2 separate regions of the Mus musculus genome follow, and region 1 is linked to region 2. Evidence: chromatin contacts called from ENCODE Hi-C or POLR2A ChIA-PET data. All regions are on one chromosome and are shown on one strand. Each heading gives the region's core, a stretch centred on a gene start or an enhancer-like site at or near the end of the contact. The rest is flanking DNA. Distances are from core to core; before and after follow the strand shown. Region 1 holds the start of Cxcl17 (chemokine (C-X-C motif) ligand 17). Region 2 holds the start of Cnfn (cornifelin).

Region 1 (3,625 bases), core at 1,028-3,527, 43 kb before region 2:
TTGGGGAGTCTTGTGGAAGATTTGGGGGAAGGATTGAGGGACCTGAAGGGTCTAGGAAGACCAACAGAGTCAACTAACCTGGGCCCTTGGAGGTTCCTAGAGACTGAAGCACCAACCAAAGAACAAGCATAGGTTGGACGTAGGCCCCCAGCACATACGTAGTAGATGTGCAGTTTGGTCTGTATGCAAGCCCTCCCCCAATAACTGAAGTGGGGGCTGACCCTGAATCTGTTGCCTGCCTGTGGATCTCACTCCCTTAACTGAACTATCTTGTCTGGTCTCAGTGGGAAAGGATGAGCCTAGTCCTGCAGTGACTTGATGTGCCAGGGTGAGGTGATACCCAGGAGAATCCTCCCCCTTCTCAGAGGAGAAGGGAAAGGGAGAGTGGGGGGAAGGGGCTGTGTGAGGGGGTCCTGGAGGATAGGGCTGCAATAAGATATAAAGTAAATAAATTAATAAATAATGAAAATTTTGTTTATCAATTCACTTCTTTTGAAGGAATAATTCATATATCCTCTCATTCCTGGAGGCTTCTAGAAAAGACTTCCTTATTCATTGTCCCTTTGGCTCCAACAAATGTCACCCAATATTTAAGTTCATCAATCCCTATTGCTTTGGCAGTCTTAAAGTCCCTCAAATAGACACCAAATTCAGTGCTGATGTTCCAAGATTGTTATAATTTAGATCTTCAGTGCTTCCCAAAGGCCCATGAGGTAAAGGCTGGGTAGCCAGTCTGTGGGAGATCAGAAGAACCTTTAGGAGACAGAGTTCAGTAGAAAACAGTTATGTCATGGTGGCGTATACACCCTTAAATGAACTATTAGGTTTATGGTTCTTGCTATCTTCTTTGCTTCCTAGATGCGAGAAGTGAGCAGTTTCCTCCACTATGCACTCTCTCCATGATGTATCTCAGCACAGGCTCAAAAATGACAGGGCAGACAGGCCATGAAATAACACCTCTAAGAGTGCAAGTTTCAGAAATAAACGCTCCCCTCCCTCGTGAGCTGGCTGGCACAATCGTCTTTAATGTTGACTGTGGGCATTATCAGCTTTCTCCTTTTGCCTTGAACCAAGAACTCCACCAACCTGGACCAACACAGTTCAAGAATCCCTTTTTGCCTATAGTTCATATATTCCTGGACCTGAAGCTCTGGTGATCTTACACACACATACACACACACACACACACACACACACACACACACACACACCGTGTCCTGTAAATTGGAGCAACTAAACCATAGCCAACTTCCTGATGAACAAGAGGAGGCTTTGTTTTCCCCACTGCTCCAGGAAAGAGTTTGGAGGCAAAGATAACTGACTCTGATTTTATTTGTGCATTGTTGCTGGTTTGTTTTTATTTGCTATTTATGGTGCTGAGAATCAAACCTGGAGCCTTGTGCATGCTAGTCAAGCATCTTATCTCTAAGCTACATCCCTAGCCCTTCGTTCTTCATTACAGTTATTTAAGGATGAGGGGAGTGTGCATGCACCAAATGACTATAGCAGTCAAAGGACAATGCACTGATTTCTCTACTTCCTGTGAACAGTGGGGATTGAAGTTAGATCATCAGCTCACTCGCCAGGCAGCCACTAGCCCTTCATTTTTGTTTTTCTTTCTTTGTTAAGAGAGAGAGAGAGAGAATTGAAGAGGAGAGGAAAGGAAGGGAGGGGAGGGGAGGGGAGGGGAGGGGAGGGGAGGGGAGGGGAGGGGAGGGGAGGGGAGGGGAGGGGAGGGGAGGGGAAACTCAAAGCCCTCTTCAGCCTCCAGTGCTGGCACACACCAGCACACCCAAAGTGAACGTCTTCTTAACTGAACTCTGCTTCCCTTGTGAGTGGCTAGGGAACTGGATGAATCTGTCAACAGTGCGAGGACAGGACAACTGTCCAGGCAGTAGCACTTCCATCTACTGTGCTGGCAATCACAAATGGGTGGAGAGAGGAAGCGCAGCTGTCAGCCTCTCTTTGTCAGCCTGCAGTGCCTCGGTTTTGCTCTAAACAGCCAAAAGGTACACGGAAATTCAAGTGAGAAAAAAGCTTAGAGAATGAAACCCCCCACAGTGGGGGAGGAGTCAAGCATACATACACACACACACACACACACACACACACACACACACATGCCAAGGTGTCAGTCATTTGTTCCTTTCTCTGGAGTGTGGTTTCTTTTGTTTGGCCAGTTTTACCTCCCACATTCCCGTAAAGACCTGGTCCAATCTGGTACTAAACTGACCAGCACCGCCTTCCTGCTCTTGATTTCCCAAGGGTGTTCTTGTGTAGGATTAAATTGTAGACACTACTCCACCTGAGCAGTTACAAGAAATCAGAAGCCTCTAACTGGTGACAATCCACACAGCCTTTAAGAACCAACAGACAGCCACAATGAAGCTTCTAGCCTCTCCCTTCCTTCTGTTGCTTCCAGTGATGCTCATGTCCATGGTCTTCAGCAGCCCGAACCCAGGTAAATACAATGAAATGATATTCTCTCTTCTCCTTCTCTCCCTCCCTTCCTCTTTATTTTGTCCGTCCTCCTCCCTTCTATTTTTCTCTCCCTTGAGACAGGCTCTTGATATGTAGTCAGGCTGACCGAAAACTTGGACTCTTCCGACCACAGTATCCTGGGTCCCAGTATTATAGGTGTGCCACCATGCCTGGCTCAAGATTAATTTCTACTTCACCAGAACCATGTGCACACCAAAGATTAATTTGATTTTGTGGGGAAGAAATGGGGTAGAAAACATGGCAAACCCAACAACAAGTGCATTAAAATACTCTTTTAGCAACAAGTTGGGGTAATTAAGTTAGTCTTTCTCAGTACCAGAATCCTCATTAGCAAAAAGAAAGGACCCTCTTTATCCCAAAGGACTCTGTAAACTTTAAGGCACATTCCCAACATGTCTGCAACTGTAGCTGGCAGCATACACACAAGTGTACACACAGCCCAGCCAAGATCCACTTCCCAGACCTTCCCAACCTCTCCTGGAAAAGTCACAGATTTTCTCAGGGCTCAACTGGGGGTGGGAGGCTTGTGGTGGAAGGCAAAGAAATGAGGAGTCCTATAACTTTAGAGTATGCCAAGTAAGCTCGTGATGATACAAACCAGGTCAGTCCTATTAGCAGGCAGTAGTCATGCAGACATTTTAGTCATCCCGGGCTTGGTTGAATGGTCTGTCCCTTTTGAAGCAGACTCGGTAGAGGTTCTGAATCTGTTCTAGTCTTCACCACAGCCAGTGTTTCCCAGCTCTTCACAGAGCCACCACACAGAAGCAAGATCATCTCTATCCATGTACCTTTCTCCTGTGGGTGAGGTACTCTGTGGCATACTCAGCATCATGTGATCCTAAATCCAGGATCACCTGCCTCTGGCAATGTCCAACTTCTTTCCTTTGTAGGGAAAGTTCTCTGAGTTCTTCAGTCCTGGGGCCCATAGTGGCCACTCTGGAAGGGAAGGCTTCTCTATCACTATATGGGCACCAGGGCTAGAGTCCTCCCCATGAACTCAAAGCTCTAGTCACAACACACCTTTCCAGTCCACTTTCTTTCATTCACAAAGATGCACTTATGCTCCAACCATACTAGGCTGCTGATCCCCAACAGGTCCTGTGTTTTCAAACCAGCTCAACTT
Region 2 (3,648 bases), core at 1,095-3,594:
CGTGTAGGCCAAAAAATCTGTATGCAGAAAATACTTAAATATTTAAAAACTGAACCAATGCATACACTGTATGTATCTATCCACCACGTAAGGGGGACAAGGTCAAGCACCTACTGGCTGGGTCATGAGTCCTCCCCAGCTCTGCAGACCTCATCCCCTCCATTCTTGGATCTCTTTCCCCTCCCCCACGCCAAGCCACCTCACAACTGCCCAGCCTCAGTTTCTTCACCTACACCCGTGGTTATATCTAACCGGGATACGTCAGTCAACCTAAGGACGACTCAGAGAGTCATCTGAGGAGCCCACTGCCCTCAGTTATGACTGGTCTTGAGTCATTTACGGTCCATTTTCAGGAGTGGTATGGGGAAGGGGCCATATCTTAAGAGAGCAGGCTTGGATAAGGGCAGAGATGGGGAGAGAAACAGTGATGTGAGACAGAGACCTCAGGATAAGGATACCCAGGCACGGGGTCTGGGAGGAGGGAGACCAAGAGATGAGGACACAAACACACACATGTCAAAATGGGCTTGCAAAGATGAGGAAAGGAAGTGAGGGGTATGACAGCTCATGTTTGCAATCCAAGAACTCAGGTGGCTGAGGCAGGAGGATCACCCTAAGTTTGAGGCCAGCCTAACTACATACAGAGTAAAACCCAGCTTCAAAATAAAAATTAATAATAATAAGATGGGAGGAAGGAAGCTAGTTGGATATGCTGCGGCTGGGCCGAGTGCTTGCCTTGCATAGACAAGGCCCTGGGTTGGATCCCCAGCGCCAGGTTCTGTAGTTCTGTTTGTATGATCTCAGTACTTGGAGATGAAGGCAAAATGTTCAAATTCATCCTCAGTTACACAGTGAGTCAGAGACCAGCCTTGGATACGTGAGAGCCTGTCTCAAAAACAAAACAAAAGCGGGGGTGGGGGGGAATAAAGATGCAAAGATAAGTGGATGGGGACTCAGAGCTGAAGTGGGCAATGCCACCCATGCATGTCGGCATCACCCCAAAAGACAGACACGCGCAAGCAAAATGATGCTCACTACCATAAGTCTGGGGCCACAGCCAGTCAGCCATTTGGGTGGTGCCAGGAGACAGAGTGTTGGATATGTGGAGAAAGCTGTGGTCATAGGCCGTCCAGATCACAGGCTGGCAGGTGATCCATTTGTTGTCCCCTCATACCCACACACTGTGGCATGGTGACACAACCTCTTCTAGAGTTGACACCCCGATTTTCTGGTGCCTCCTATATTTTGGGGGTGACACCCATGGTAGGAACCCCACCCAACTCTAATGCCGCTTCCTTACTGAGTCACCTACAACCCTGTCAGGCCTGTTGAGGGGAAACTTTGGTGAATCAAGTACCCAAGACCCAGTCCCTTAATCCCTGAGGAATTCATTGGGAATTTGGATCTAGCTCTCGAGGAACACACAGCCTAGACTAGGGTCGCCAGAGTCTAGACCCTCTTTTAGATTAAGAGGCCCAGGCTCAGCCCTTCTCCCTCAGACTCATAGGTCTCAACCCCAGCCCTCCTCCCTCAGTTCATGGATCCAGACTCTTCCCTCAGACCCAGGTTCCAGATCCCAGCCTCCTCTCTCAGACTCCAGTATCAGCTTTCCCCCTTCAGACCCAGGAGTCTAGGTCCCATACCTCCTCCCTCAGATTCACATTCCAGACCTCCCCATCTCTGCTCCCATCGCACTCAGGTGTTAACTGGGGCCAGACACAACCCCCAGGTTTCTTGTCAGTCCCCAGCCCCCTCCCTTCCCATTTGAAGCAGAGATGAGGTGCAATATTTACTTTGGTCCTCACATGAATCGCCCCCTAAAACACGTGACTGTCCCCCACTGACCCCATGCCTCCGGGCCTTGAACCGAACACTGGGGAGGAACCCGCTCCCACTCTGTATAACACACCAGGCATCCCTCCCTAACCCCTCACTCTCTCCCTGCCTCTCCAGATCTTGCAGTTTTCTGTCTCTCAACATCTGTGTCTACCTGTCTCCATCCTCTCAATTCCCATCTCCAGTCACTCATCTTCCCTATCTCCCCTGCCCTGGGTCCCTGCTCCCTCTTCCCCAGTCTCCTTCTTCCTGTACATTCTCCATCTCTGACTCTGTTTCTATCTCTTCCCACTCTTGTTTCTACCTCTGCCGCAGGTCTTCAGTCCTGAGAGATGAGACAAGAGGGGAAGTGGGGTGTGGGGAACAGAGAGGAGAGGGAGGATGGAAAATCCAGGGGGAAGGGAAGAGGGTCAGGCAGACCGGCTAGTCTCCCTTGGCATCTCTGTCAGAGCCCCGCCCAGGGCTGTGTGGCCTGGCCCATATAAGCAGCTCCTGGCCTCACACTGAGAACTTAGTGTCTGCTGTCACCAAGAACCTCTATCTCCATCCCCTCACGTGGATCTGCAGGTAGGACCATCTCCTCCCTAAGTCCCTGCTCTCTGGCAGGCACCTCCGCTCGGTTCTCTGCCTATCTGGCTCACAGCTCTGTCTCCCTGACTGCCTCTGACTGACTGCCGCTGACTGGGATCATCTTACTCTTTCTCAACGCTTCACTTCCCCAGTCTCACCTTTCCAACCTGACTGGTACAGAGTTGGATTTAGAAATTCTGGGGCCCAGCACCCAGTCTCAGAGCCTGTTTGGATGGGTCCATCATCAGGCATTTCTCTTCTGTCTCTGAGCCTATAGCCCTCTGTAAAATCAGCTTGTAGAGGTACCATGTTCCACGCTTGTGGCTGTCTCACAGTGTCTCTGCGAGCACCTGGCTCAGAGTTCTTTCCCATCTGTCTCTGCCATTCCTGGCTGCCTTTGCTCTCCCTAGACAAGGATTTGTCTCTCTCCAACTCTGCCTCTGCTCCAAGAAGGGTCCTCTGGGGTCTGTCGGGCAGCTGTTAAAACGATGGGCGAGTAGTTCGCCCACCTAGCCATCCCAGCCAACAGGTTAACTTGGCCTCTTTCTCTTCAGCTCCCTTCCCCCCCTGAGAGTTCGTCTCCCCCAGTGCCCTAGTCCCTTGCCCTCCCCTGCCTAGTATCCAGCATCCCTTGGACAGACTACATTGCTGTTGCCGTAGCCGTCCCCTGCAGCCGTTCACACAGCAGCCACCTCCTCAGGGCCAGCAAGATGCAGTTTGAGATGCACGACCACGTGAAAGGCAAAGGTGGGGTCACTGAATGCACCAGCAACCCTCTAGGTGCCAGGAACCTGGCTGCCTCCCTACCCTGGGCACCCTGGCTTCGAAAACAAATGGCACTTGCTTCTACCCCAGAGGCCCCAGGAAATGTTGGAGCCCAGTCATGGAGGAGGAGGTGGTGGTATGTGTAGCCAAGTCGAGGCTCTGCCCAGCTGTGGTGCCCACTTTCCCTCCTGACTTTGGCTCAACCAGATGTGTAGTTGGCAACAGCAGCAGAGACAGACTAGGGGTGTTGATGACCAAATGTGACAGATAGGAATGGGGAGGAGGTACAGTGATGTTTCCTCTAGTGGGCGGCCAGGTGGCCTGCCCAGACTGCCCGGCAGAAGGAAGGGCGGCAGGGGTGGCGCGGCTCAGAAGGTCCTGCCAGGATGCCTGTTGATCCCCCTTCTCTTACCTCCACAGCCATGTCATATCCAGTGACTAGTCAGCCTCAGTGCGCCAACACCTGCTACCAGACAC

What was found. Hi-C counts contacts between places; a loop is a spot of excess contacts on that map. ChIA-PET counts read pairs that join two places held with the same protein, here RNA polymerase II (POLR2A).
Region 1: a map of gastrocnemius shows a loop between it and region 2 (4-fold over the local background). The contact joins the promoter of Cxcl17 here to the promoter of Cnfn in region 2. A Hi-C loop is called at or near these places in 8 of 37 maps with a recorded cell type or tissue (adrenal gland, gastrocnemius and heart). POLR2A ChIA-PET finds 5 or more read pairs at or near these places in 1 of 5 experiments (Patski).

The regions. Positions count from the first base shown.
Region 1 is chr7:25,411,538-25,415,162 of GRCm38, reverse strand. It overlaps Cxcl17 (chemokine (C-X-C motif) ligand 17), which reads left to right and starts at 2,277. Exons shown (of 4, transcript NM_153576.2): 1 at 2,277-2,461. The coding sequence starts at 2,383. All of the region lies in intron 3 of 4732471J01Rik (RIKEN cDNA 4732471J01 gene), which reads right to left.
Region 2 is chr7:25,368,420-25,372,067 of GRCm38, reverse strand. It overlaps Cnfn (cornifelin), which reads left to right and starts at 2,344. Exons shown (of 4, transcript NM_001081375.1): 1 at 2,344-2,403; 2 at 3,592-3,648. The coding sequence starts at 3,594.